Regions from separate parts of the Homo sapiens genome. Here all the other regions are linked to region 2. Evidence: chromatin contacts called from ENCODE Hi-C or POLR2A ChIA-PET data. All regions are on one chromosome and are shown on one strand. The core of a region is the stretch at or near the end of the contact, and the rest is flanking DNA. Distances in the headings are between cores, read along the strand shown. Region 1 holds the start of FANCF (FA complementation group F). Region 2 holds the start of ANO5 (anoctamin 5). Region 3 holds the start of GAS2 (growth arrest specific 2).

The links. Hi-C counts contacts between places; a loop is a spot of excess contacts on that map. ChIA-PET counts read pairs that join two places held with the same protein, here RNA polymerase II (POLR2A). Pooled maps may share reads with other maps.
Region 1: a loop to region 2 is called in a map of gastrocnemius medialis, with 3 times the contacts of the local background. The contact joins the promoter of FANCF here to the promoter of ANO5 in region 2. A Hi-C loop is called at or near these places in 1 of 168 maps with a recorded cell type or tissue (gastrocnemius medialis), 11 of 37 single-sample maps with no recorded cell type and 10 of 50 pooled maps. POLR2A ChIA-PET finds 5 or more read pairs at or near these places in 3 of 52 experiments (WTC11 and activated B cell).
Region 3: a map with no recorded cell type shows a loop between it and region 2 (5-fold over the local background). The contact joins the promoter of GAS2 here to the promoter of ANO5 in region 2. A Hi-C loop is called at or near these places in 1 of 168 maps with a recorded cell type or tissue (heart right ventricle), 16 of 37 single-sample maps with no recorded cell type and 8 of 50 pooled maps.

The regions. Positions count from the first base shown.
Region 1 is chr11:22,623,527-22,627,519 of GRCh38, forward strand. It overlaps FANCF (FA complementation group F), which reads right to left and starts at 2,297. Exons shown (of 1, transcript NM_022725.4): 1 at 1-2,297. The coding sequence starts at 2,284. The coding sequence ends at 1,160. It also overlaps a transcript of GAS2 not described here. RefSeq lists enhancers at 1,187-1,346, 1,357-1,406, 1,787-1,996, 1,861-2,760, 2,087-2,276.
Region 2 is chr11:22,191,835-22,195,925 of GRCh38, forward strand. ANO5 (anoctamin 5) reads left to right here and starts at 1,251. Exons shown (of 22, transcript NM_213599.3): 1 at 1,251-1,698. The coding sequence starts at 1,659. RefSeq lists enhancers at 409-498, 729-788, 819-888, 1,539-1,628, 1,879-2,068 and a silencer at 1,069-1,118.
Region 3 is chr11:22,663,941-22,668,036 of GRCh38, forward strand. It overlaps GAS2 (growth arrest specific 2), which reads left to right and starts at 2,671. Exons shown (of 8, transcript NM_001143830.3): 1 at 2,671-2,959. RefSeq lists a silencer at 2,751-2,910.

The DNA of each region.
Region 1 (3,993 bases), core at 1,047-3,546, 430 kb after region 2:
AAAACAAATATTCTAAACTGTTTCCACAGGGCAGCCACCAAGGGAAAAATAAGGAAATTTAACTATTTTATTCTAAACACTTCATTTACATATAAGGCAACTGTGGCCCCAAGGTTGTGATTTATTAACCTAGTTAACGGCAGAAGCTGCACTAAAACCTGGATCTTCTACTTAAAATGTTGTTTTGGCCAGGCGCGGTGGCTCACGCCTGTAATCCCAGCACTTTGGGAGGCCAAGGCGGACGGATCACAAGGTCAGGTGTTTGAGACCAGCCTGGCCAGCATGGTGAAACCCCGTCTCTACTAAAAATACAAAAAATTAGCCGGGCATGGTGGCCTGCGCCTGTAATCCCAGCTACTTGGGAGGCTGAGTCAGAATTGCTTGATCCTGGGAGGCAGAGGTTGCACTGAGCAGTGATCACACCACTGCACTCCAGTCTGGGTGACAGAGCGAGACTCCATCTCAAAAAAAAAAAAGTTTGATTCTTTTATCATCAAGCATTAATTTAATATCCAAAGGCATATATTCGTATTTACTGTGCTTTAAACATTTGTCTGTGCGTCAATGCTTTAAAGGGACATACTATGTGGTGATTCATTTTCAAAGTAAGAATTTGCAGAAAATGAGAAACAAACTTTCTGAACAATACAATTTTAATGCATACTAAGGCTGGTTAACTGGTTAGAATACTAGGTTAACAAGGCCAAACTCCAGATAGGCCAACAGCTTTTCAAACCAATATTCCTGACACTGCCAGGAATAAAGAAAACTCTTCACTACTGAGGGAGGGACAGAAAACCTAGAAAAATAAACCATACTAAAAGAAAAAGGGTATTTTGTTTGTCACTTTAAAGCTGCTTTTTCTTTAAACGGTACACATATTTTCAACATTCTTACAAATGGGCCTTCTATTAAAAAGCAAACTATTGCTAATTCCATGGCTTTAAGTGGAGTACTTCCAATCACTTCCTCTATCCAGAAAATCCGTGACACTACATGCCAGCTACTTTGCATATTTATAACTGTTTAATAAACTATTCAAAATTAGCATCTAAAATAATTATACTTTGGACACACGAAGGCATATATTTGGTGAGAACATTGTAATTTTCATTTTGTAAACTATATATTCTATATTCAAGTAATAACACAGCATTGCCTATACAGAACTGAGGCCTGCGCTGAGACCCAAAACTTGTCTTTTCCTAAATGCACCACTACGAAGAGCTAATAAGAGGTCTGTCCAGATGCTAAGACCAGGTACTTCAAAATCTCCATCCTGCGCTTTACAGGTCTCCAGGGCAGTTAGAACTTTATCTTTCAGAGGTGGAGGGGCCTGACAGAGGCTTTGAAACCTATTGTGCAACTCCTCCCAGGGCACATCTTGGGACTCAGTTCCAACCCAAATGCCTTTCTGAAGGTCATAGTGCAAACGTTGACCCCAGTCTGTTAGCAGACCCAGATAGACAGGAGACAGCGCTGGGTGGCGGCTAGTCACTAAAGTCAAAAGCCCGGCTGGGAGGGCGCGACAAAAGGCAGCAAAGACTTCCGAATTCCCCAGAAGCCAGTGGACTAGCACTTGGCTCCCCTCTCCAGGTGATTTGTGGATGCCGGGTTCCAACTCTTCTTGGGGCCGACGAGACAAAGGCGGCTGCAACAGCGCCACCGCTATCACCTTCAGGAAGTTGTTCTGAGGCAAGCGCTCCCACAGGCTGCTGAGAAACCTGGCGGGACGCTCCGCTTCGGCCTTCCCCACCTCCTGCAGACGCTCCAGCAGCAGCTCCGCCTGGGTCTTCATCAGAGAGTCCTCCTGGAGATTTGGGTTCTCTCTATAGCCATTGAAGCGCAGCATGTGCACCGCAGACCGCCGGCGGGCAAGGCGGGCCAGGCTCTCTTGGAGTGTCTCCTCATCGGCGTCCCGGACGCCCGGGCCGGGAAAGAGTTGCTGCACCAGGTGGTAACGAGCTGCATCCCCGAGGGCCCGGTTCTCCAGCAGGCGCAGAGAGAGCAGGACGTCACAGTGACCGAGGGCCTGGAAGTTCGCTAATCCCGGAACTGGACCCCGCCCAAAGCCGCCCTCTTGCCTCCACTGGTTGTGCAGCCGCCGCTCCAGAGCCGTGCGAATGGGGCCATGCCGACCAAAGCGCCGATGGATGTGGCGCAGGTAGCGCGCCCACTGCAAGGCCCGGCGCACGGTGGCGGGGTCCCAGGTGCTGACGTAGGTAGTGCTTGAGACCGCCAGAAGCTCGGAAAAGCGATCCAGGTGCTGCAGAAGGGATTCCATGAGGTGCGCGAAGGCCCTACTTCCGCTTTCACCTTGGAGACGGCGACTCTCTGCGTACTGATTGGAACATCCGCGAAATGATACGCCTCTCTGCAATGCTATTGGTCGAAATGCATGTCAATCTCCCAGCGTCTTTATCCGTGTTCCTTGACTCTGGGCAACTTAAAAGCCCTAATACTTTTACTTTCGCCACACAAAGAGGTTCTTCTTAGTGGAGGGAGAGCAGATGTAGGGCATCCTACCGAGAATTTCCGGAACCACGTGCGAGATGATGCCAGTCATGAACGTCTCCGCGCTTCCTTTCGCTTTGGAAATATCCTTAAGTAGAAATTTTCTGAGCTTTGCCTAAAACTAGAATCTGTGTTGAGGTTTTTCAAAATTAAGTAACGCCAGAGACATACTGTGACGTGAGGAAACGCTCTTAAATGAAATTTTAAGATCTATTTGAGAAACATGTACTAAAAATGTACTGACCTCCTATTAATGCCAGGCGCTATGCTGAATTCTGGGCCTTCACATTGTCCTTCCATTATTAGAACTGAAGCCCAGATTATTTGAAACAAAAAATAAACTTCAATAATTTATTAAAATTTGCAAAGGAACAAAATTTTACTTCACAATTGTACATTTCGTTTTCGTAATTTTTAGGACAAAATAGCTTAATTGACTCTTCTGTCATACAAATAATCAGCTGAAGGAAATGGCATTTAAGAGCATCGAACAATAATAAATGTTTGATTAAATAAAAACCGTGACAAGAGAGTAGGGAGGAGAAGGTCCTATGTCGCTCACTGATGCACTTAACAAACATTTGTCAACTCCTAGGAGTTGCATTCTGTACAAAATGCACAACAATTCTTACTTAAGTTCATAATATAGTAATTCATTTGAGCTGAATTTCCTTCCAGTCCTAAAGACACAGCCAAAACTATTCGAAAAGTGGGGGAAGGTGTTTTGTTTTGTACTTTAACAAAAAGGGGAAGAGAAACAAATTTAAAAGAGGGGAAGAGTCATTTTTCATTTATTAAAATAAGCATTCCTACACCTTTTAGAAAGTAAAGCAGTGATGTGCATGCTGTTAATTCAGATTTATGCATTTATTTATTTATTTTGAAACGGAGTCTCATTCTGTCGCCCAGGCGCGGCCAATTTTTGTATTTTTAGTAGAGATGGGATTTCACCTTATTGGTCAGGCTGGTCTCGAACTTCTGACCTCAAGTGATCCTCCCGCCTCGGCCTCCCAAAGTGCTGGGATTAGAGGCGTGTGCCACCGCGCCCGGCTATTATTTGATTTTTATTAGTTATCTCAAACTCTTACTTGGTCCTGAAATCGTTATTTTATTTTATCCTAAGGATACTATGAATCTTAAAATTCTTTTTCTTGGCTACTACAAACTTAGAACCAAGTGTGCAGCCTGCCTTTAGCAAATGTACAGGCATCACTAATTCATTTATTTATTCTTATATTTAACACCTATTATGATACATAGTATGAGGTGCTACAGATTTAGTAGTAAAATAAATGCAGTCCTAGCATGAGTGGAGAAGTTCATCTTGTACCATTTAAGAGAGACATTAAATGAATAACCTCAAATGTGATAGTAGGATGAAATTGAGTGGGGTCACCAAGTCTTAGGGGATAGGAAGGTCTCTTTAATTACTGACTTTTCAGGCCGGAGGCAGTGGCTTATGCCTGTAATCCCAGCACT
Region 2 (4,091 bases), core at 1-2,500:
TCAATGTAATATGAGTTAATTTTCTTTTCTTTTTTTTTTCTCTTCTTCCTTCCTCCCTCTTCTTTTTTTCTTTTCTTTACTTTCTTTTGAGACAGGGTCTTGCTCTCCATCACTTAGGCTGGAGTGCAGCGGGATGATTGTGGCTCTATGTAGTCTCAATCTTCTGGGCTCAAGCGATCTTCCCACCTCAGCCTCCCGAGTAGCTGGGACCACAGGTGCCTGCCACCATGACTGGCTATTTTCCAATTTTTTGTAGAGACAGGGGTATCCCTATGTTGCCCAGGCTAGTCTTGAACTCCTGAGCTTTCAAGCGATATCGTCCAGCTGAGATGATGACAGGCGTCATCCCAGCTGGACTATAATATGGGTTAATCTTAATAGCAGCTAAATGTTTAACACATTCTGTGGCAAGGACTGTGCACCGTGCTTCTCTCAACAGCCTAGGAGGTGGGTACTATTATCATTCTCCTTTAAATATGTGGAAACTGAAACTTAGAGAAACTTGCCCCACACTATCCAACTCTTAAGGGGCAGAGGCTGACTTGGAACTCAGGCCACAAGGGATGACCTTCCCCCACCTGTAGAGGGCAGAGATCCTGCTGGGAACCCAGGAAGCAGGCAGGGCCAGGAGAAAAGTCAATACTCCCGCTCCAGACGCTATGGGGAAGGGGCTGCTGGCACCTTGGAGTCTCGGGCCATGAGCCGGCCTTAAAAGGGAGGGGTTCCTTTAAGGGAGAGGGACTTTTCCCCACGAGACCAAAAGTAACTCCCAACTGGGAGAGGGGTTCTCTCCGAGTGGCACGCATGAGCGGATCGATGAAGACCCGGCCAACCGGCTGAGGGAGCATCGGGACCCCCTTTGGGGATCGGAGGAGGAGGATTCCGACAGGAGGGAAGCGGCAGCCCTGGGGAACCAGGATTCCTGGTCGTGGGTGGACCCAGTGGAAAAGGACGTGCGAAGCCTGTACAGAATGGAGCAGGCCGGCCAACAGGGCCGGGGGGCGGCGGGTCCCGAGGAGGGACGGGAGGCTGCATGTCCGGAGGAGGTGCGGGAGGCGGCAGAGCAGGGACCTGGGGACGGCTTGAGCGGAGAGGAGGGGGCCAGCGTGGAGCCAGCCGGGCCGGGGGGCGGGGAGATGGCGGTCTCCGAGGGTGGGGCGCCGGCCGGTCTTGCGGTCTGGAGGCGGGGAAAGAGGCGTGGAAACAGGGACGCAGCGAAGGGGAAAGGAAAGCTGCCAGAGGGCAGGAGTGGAAAGGATCCTGGCGAGCACCGGGAGGAGTGGCGGCTGCGGGATCAGCTGCCGAGCAGGCACAGGGACAGGTGCCTGGAGAAGTACTGGGAGAGCGCCCAGGAGCGCTACCGGCTGAGGGTGGGGAAGCGCAGGGCCAAGCGCGCGAAGCAGGTTGTGGGGGACCGGGTCGAGTGGAAGTACCCGCCGGAGAGGAAGGCCGGCTGGCTGTGGCGCCCAGAGACGGTGGAGTCCGAGGAGGAGGAGAAGGAGGCCTGCAGAAGGAAGAGCAGGCCCTTAGAAGTCCAGCAGCAGCAACTCCGGCGGCCCACAGTCAGATTCAGCACCTGCCTCAGATCTCCACGTCTGTCTCAGCTGCCCCTCTCCTGCTGCCTCTCAGGCACCAGTGCCATTAACGAGCTGGCGAAGATGGGCGACCCGGATCTCCTGGAAGTGTTGGCGGAGGAAGGTAGGACCGCGCCAAGAGGCGTCAAGGGAGAGCCAGGCTGGCTGCCTGCACCCCTCCACCCGCGGCGCAGAGGCCCCGGGGGACGTTGGCGGCCCTGCGGCCTGAGTCCTAGGGAGGTTCGCTGCGTGGCGTGCTCAGCGCGAAACCGGGACTGCGGGGCAGAGTCCCCCGCCTGGGGTGAGTGGGGTTGGTTTCGGCGCCCCACAGATTTCTCTGCTGCTCCTGCGCGCCAGGGACCTGCGACCTGTGACCCCTATGGTTCCGGAACACCCTCCTTGCTCCCCTGCAGGCCTGGGAACCGCCGAGTAATTCAGGGCTGCTAGGCTAGCGCTGCAGTGCTTGGGTCTCCGAACCCAGCCAATGGAAACGAAGGCTTTCCCAAAAAAAGCAGCAGTATAGAGTGCAAGACAGCTATCCCACGTGTAAGGAGCTGGTCCTTGAGTCTTATTACCTCACTCTCTCTGCCCGTTACTTATCATGCTTTGAGATGCTTGTTAATTGTAGGAGTAGCAGATCCTAAAATCTATCAGTTTGAGATACTGAGAGCCATAGGCACTTGGAAAAGCTGCTGCTGCTGCTGCTGCTGTTGCTTTTCAACAGCTTTCATTAAGCCCTTTAGTTCCGTTGAGAAATATTTATCCATTGTTTGCCAAAGCCTTTACACCACCTGTATTCCGTGGACCTATTTTAATACATGTATTTTCCTTAAAATGCACATACTATTTTGCTGCTATCTCCAGGACCCCAGTTCCTTCAATGATATTTTATTTTCATGTCTTGTTTAGTGTTGGATTTAAACACAGAAACAGTTTTCCAAAGTGACAAAAGATCTGATCATTACTATTCAGTCTTCAAAGGCACCGGGAAATACCGTGTGTTACTGCATCCTCCTCGTTCCCTTTTTTAAGCAGCTTTATTGAGATATAATCTATATACTGTAAAATTCACCTATTTGACGTGTAAAGTTGGATTTTTTTTAGTGTATTTACAGAGTTTTGTAACTATCATCATAATCTAATTTTAGAACACTTTCATCACCCCAAATAGAAACCTCTTAGGCAGTCACTTCCCATCCTCCCCACTTCCTACCAGTAATCTCTTTATTGTCTCTATAGATTTGCCTATTCAAGACCATTCGAATAAATAGAATCATACAACATGTGGTCTGTTGTAACTGGCTTCTTTCTCGTAGATTAACGTTTTTGAAGTTAATCCATACTGCAGCTTTTATCAGTGCATCATTCTTATTAATTGCCAAATACTATTCCGTTGTAGAGATATAGCATACCTATCCATTCATCGATGGTAGGATTTGTGTTATTTCCACTTTCTTTTGCTTCTATGAATAATGCTGCTATGAACATTGATGTATCAGTTTTCATATGAACATATGCTTTTATTTTCCTCGGGTATATATCTAGGAGTGGAATTGCTGGATTATGTGGTAGCTTTATATTGAACATTTTAAGAAACTGCCAAACTGTTTTCCAGGCATCTGCATGTTACCTTCCCATCAATAATGTATGAGGGTTCCAATTTCTGTACATACTCACTAACACTTGTTATTGTCTTTTTTATTATAGCCATCCTAGTGGTTGTAAAGTGGTATCTCAGTGTGATTTTGATTCTATTGTGATTTGATTCTACTGACTAATGTAGCAAGTATTTTCATATACTTATTAGTTATTCACGTTTTTGGAGAAGTGTCTATTCAGATCATTTGCCTGTTTACAAAAATTTAGTTGTATTTTTCATTATTGAGTTGCAAGAATTCTTTATATATTCTGAATACAAGTCCCTTATTAGATATATGATTTACAAATATTTCCTCCCATTCTGAGTGTTATCATTCTATGTTCTTAATGGTGTCAGTTGAAGCATACCCCCCTTATTTTTTTTTTTTTTTTATTTTTTGAGACAGGGTCTGGCTCTATTGCCCAGGCTGTAATGCAGGGGCATCATCTCTGCTTACTGAAACCTCTGACTCCCAGGCTCAAGCGATCCTGCCACCTCAGCCTCTGGAGTGTCTTGGACTATGGGTGCTGCACCACGACCTCCCCAGCTAATTATTATTTTTTTTATGAAGATGGGGTTTCACCCTGTTGCCCAAGTTGGTCTTGAACTCCACAGCTCAGCTGATCCACCTGACTTGGCCCCTCAAATTGCTGGGATTACAGATGTGAGCCACAATGCCCAGTCACACTCCCCCATTTTAAAAAAGGGCCTTTGTAATCTATTTATGCTTACATGTGATCCAAATTGTGCCTCTGATTAGGGTGGAGGTGAGAGAAATAGATATTGATGAGGAATACCGTATATTTGATGGCTGGGACTAATTACTGCATTCTGCCCAAATTCCTGTATCTAGATATATTCAAAGAACCAGAACCCAA
Region 3 (4,096 bases), core at 1,421-3,920, 470 kb after region 2:
ACTGAGGAAGTATGTCAACAAAATGTAAGTAAATGATTTAAGTTATTATTAAATATATGTCTTCATGTATTTTTTAATACCATTGCATGTCTTCATACTGCTTTCTGTATCATTATTCTCACTTGCTTCCCAAGCTGTCTTTTGTCATTTTTAACTGCTCCTTTGAAGCTGTTTAGGAATATAAGTCTTTCTTGGTCACTTCTGGAAATTTATTTTACCAAATTTAACCCAGTGGCTGTTTCCGTGTTATTTAATTTTTTCTCAAAGTGTCCTCTAACCTCAATCATTTATTGAAGGTTTGCTTCACTTTTCAGAGTGAGTACTACATATATTATTTTCATTTGGGAGAAGGACTAAGAGAGAAAAGGAGAGTTATCTACATAGGAGGGAAAAATAACGTGTTTTATTGATCATTTTTAAACTCAAAAAAGTATTTATTAGAGAAATGAGAAAATTCATGTTTGAGACAATGTTGAAAGTTTAGAATGTGGGACACACATAGTAATGCAGAAATTTCCCGTGTTAAAGTCCTCTAACTGTGATCACTTGAAAATAAAAACTAAACTGTTTAAATCTGGCTTGACTTCTTTTTAATGGTGTTAAGTTTCAAGGATGTATTTAAACATTTTTCATCTTATTGAAGTATTTGCTTCCTTTGCATTCACATTAGAGAAGCTATAGTTGCTTCAGTTGGACTACATTTTCCTAAGGTGAACAGTTTGGGTTGAGTCCACACTAAACTAAGAAAATACTTAGACAAAAGATTATCTTTGACAAATATATCAGTGAGTGATCAGAATATATAAATAGAAATATTGATTTTGAAAAACAAGATAAAAATCAAATGGGAATTTTTACATATGCTAAAAAAATTAAAATAAAAACACTGTATCCGTGTCTCTTCAGAAATCTTTTGTATTACTTCTCTTTTGTCACCAAAAAAAATATTCAGTACAACTCTTAGATGTTAATGAAAGAAAAAACACATTATTTATTTCTTCTCGTATTTTTCTTTTCGCTCTTTCTGAGAGACAGAGGATCTGACATAATGCAAAATTTAAGACAAAAAAAAAAATACCTGGAAGAAATGAGCATGGAGAGGGAGTAATTTTGAATGATTATGCTTTCCCAATTCCTCTGTAAGCCTCCTTTTTTTCCCCAAACTGTATTTAGCATTGTTCCTGAATCAACAAAAACATTGCCTTACTCTTAGCTTTTTATAACACCAATAATGAACAATGTGACAAGAATATTCATATCTGGGGAGAAATAGGATGTAAGATTTTGAAAGTTCAAGGTGCTAAATTTTTTGAACTCATTACATATTTGGATAATTCTTAAATTAGCATTTATTGGCTGATGATGTTTTGATCAGGAAAAATTATCAAGAACATTTGATTTTTTACTAAATTGTATGTGTTCAGACACTCAAAATTCTTTGTTGGGGCTCTAGGAATACTCAGATCTGATCACATTTTAAGAAATTTTATCATTCAGATTCGTTTACTAAAACTCATCAGTAATGAGTTCTGTATGTTTTGTTGTTATTTATGTTTATCCAAGCTGTTATGTTGACCTTTTAAAAATGCTGTTTCTCCTTAAAATTAAGAATAACTATTTTTCCCTTCTTTTAGAAAGCTAAGGAGGAAATGTGGACCTGATAGCTGCAAAAGCAAATTGAACTAAAATAAAAAGTTCGGAGTTCAAGGACTCCAAACTTTTCAATCGGTTTTCTCTTCTTCTTTATTAAATGTATTGCCACTAGAAGCAAATAACTGATGCAGTTTCTGCCAGATAATGGCAATAATAAAGGTGAAATGTGAATATTTTTTAAATTATATCTAAAATCATCCACATCATTTAGCTTGTGGATGTACAGGTAGTTTCTATTTGGGAGTGGGGCTAGGTAACTCATCATTATAAAAATGGTATCCAAGCAAGGATCACAATACCTGTACCACTGCCATTGTAAACATTGGATGGCAATATACATGAAACTGATGAACATGAGAACAAAACAAAATAAAAAGTGTAATACATTTTATTTATGCTCCATGGGAGGTGGTAACCTGTGGGGATCAGCACACTCAGCAAGCGGTCCCCGCGCATTAGAGGTGAATCAGACACTTGAACATCTGTCCACTTCATGGAAGACGTTTCATCTCAGAATACACGTACTAATAAACAACAGTTGGAGACAATTGTCTCTGACATTCAACATAATGCTGAGCTGAGGCTGAAAGAAGGAAGGGTGGAATTGTATTTCCTTTGGTAAAGCAAAAACAGCCGTGAGTACAGCCTCTTCTAAAAATCTGATATTTAAAGAGAATTGTAAGACATCAAAATGTTCAATTTGGAATGAAGAGTGGCCGAAGTTACTGGAAAGCTCGTGCCTCCGTCTGCAAAATCACTGGCCAGGAAAGCAAAAACTTTTCCAACACCCAATTTTAATATTGTGCTAAAGCTATTGACTCTGTTAAACCTCTAGAGTTAAATATGATCCCCTCCCCAGCCCCCACCTTTTCTCTCTTAGGTTAGTGTCTGGGGGACAAGGAGGGGGCTGGAGCTTGGCCCCAACCTCGGAATTGCTGCCAAGGGCTTGTAATACAATCTCTCCCCGTTTGAAGGGTAAATCAGTGTCAACTGCATTTGCGTCCACCAAAAAAAGTAAGCATTTTACTTCCGCTCGGTCTATGAGGACTGATGAAATGTAGGAAATCTGTTTCTGGCAGGGAGAAAAAATCGTTTTCCCAAACAGCACTAAAAGGAGCCATCAGAGAAGTATGAAGAGGGGTAGTGCGGCTGTAGCTGCTGCCGCTGCCGCCAGGCTGGTGGGGTGCGGGGAGCGGCTGCTGCAGGACCTGTGCCTGGAGGGGGCCGGCCCCGAGAAGCTGCAGGAGCCCAGCCCGGAGCCCAAGCGCCTCTGAGAGCCGCCAGCAGCCCAGCTCGGGACGCGGGGGTGAGCACGACTGGCTGGCCCAGTTCTGCGCCAACGCCGCCGCAGCGTGCGCGCACCGCAGCCGGGGCTCACGGGAGCCCCTGCCTGTCTACTGCACCCGGGGCGGCGGGGGAGGGGAGAGGTCATTAAAAAATAACCTCAGGAACGAGGCGGGGAAGAGTGAAGAGCCGCGGACAGTTGGACAGGCTCTTTCTCTAAGAGTGGGTATTCACTGCAGGGGGTGACTTTCTGATTCTCTGGAAACAACCATGTGTTCCTTATCCCTATTGCGGAACACCCCGGACAACCGCAGCACGTAAGCCCGCTGGGGTGGCTCTGCCAACCAGGGACAGAGTGAGGATTTTTAATGAACACATCGATTATAAATGCACACATATGCATTCGTGCACAAGAGTATCTGTAATGCATGCTCAGCATTGTCTGTTATGGTGGGGTGGGATAGAGCCAGAATGGTCTTAAAGGGCTGATCCTGAATGTTTTACTTGAGTCGTTGAGGCCAGGATGGGAGGAAAGAGCGCCACATGTGTGATCTGGGGTGATACTCACTGTGTCTGATGAGTTTGATGAAATTGAGTTTTATGTGAATAAACAAACGCTAGCCGATATATATCAACACACTTTGGGGAGATTTTGCGTGGTATCGTTCTTTTTGTTCAGTCCAAAGTTGAGACTGGAATCTGAAATTGTTTGGGGAACAAAGGAGGCAATTTTGCTTTGGAGACATTATTTATACTGGCAAAATTAAATTCTGTCAACTCAGTATGGTAAATTACCATTAACTTAGCCCAGGTATCCGAAGAAGTTTCCATTGTCTTGAATGAAGAGGGAGCAAAAGCGAGGGTTAACAGATTCTGTTTCTACATTCTAAAAACAATTGAGGTTGGGGGAGGGTTGTTAATTCTTTTCCCAGTTAACCTTTTTGAAATCACAGTCTTTACCCTCTCCATCTTCTTCATCTTCATCCTCTCACCTCCGTGATCTTCTTACAGTGAAGAGTTTGCAAAACTTTATTCTTATAAAATTATCTCCTCCAACCCTCTCCAACAAGGTTAGATCAGTTGTGTATGAGAGATCTTATGCCAAGGAAATAAGATCTGCTTGTGCACAGGAACACCCATTTGACATCCTAGTATTAAA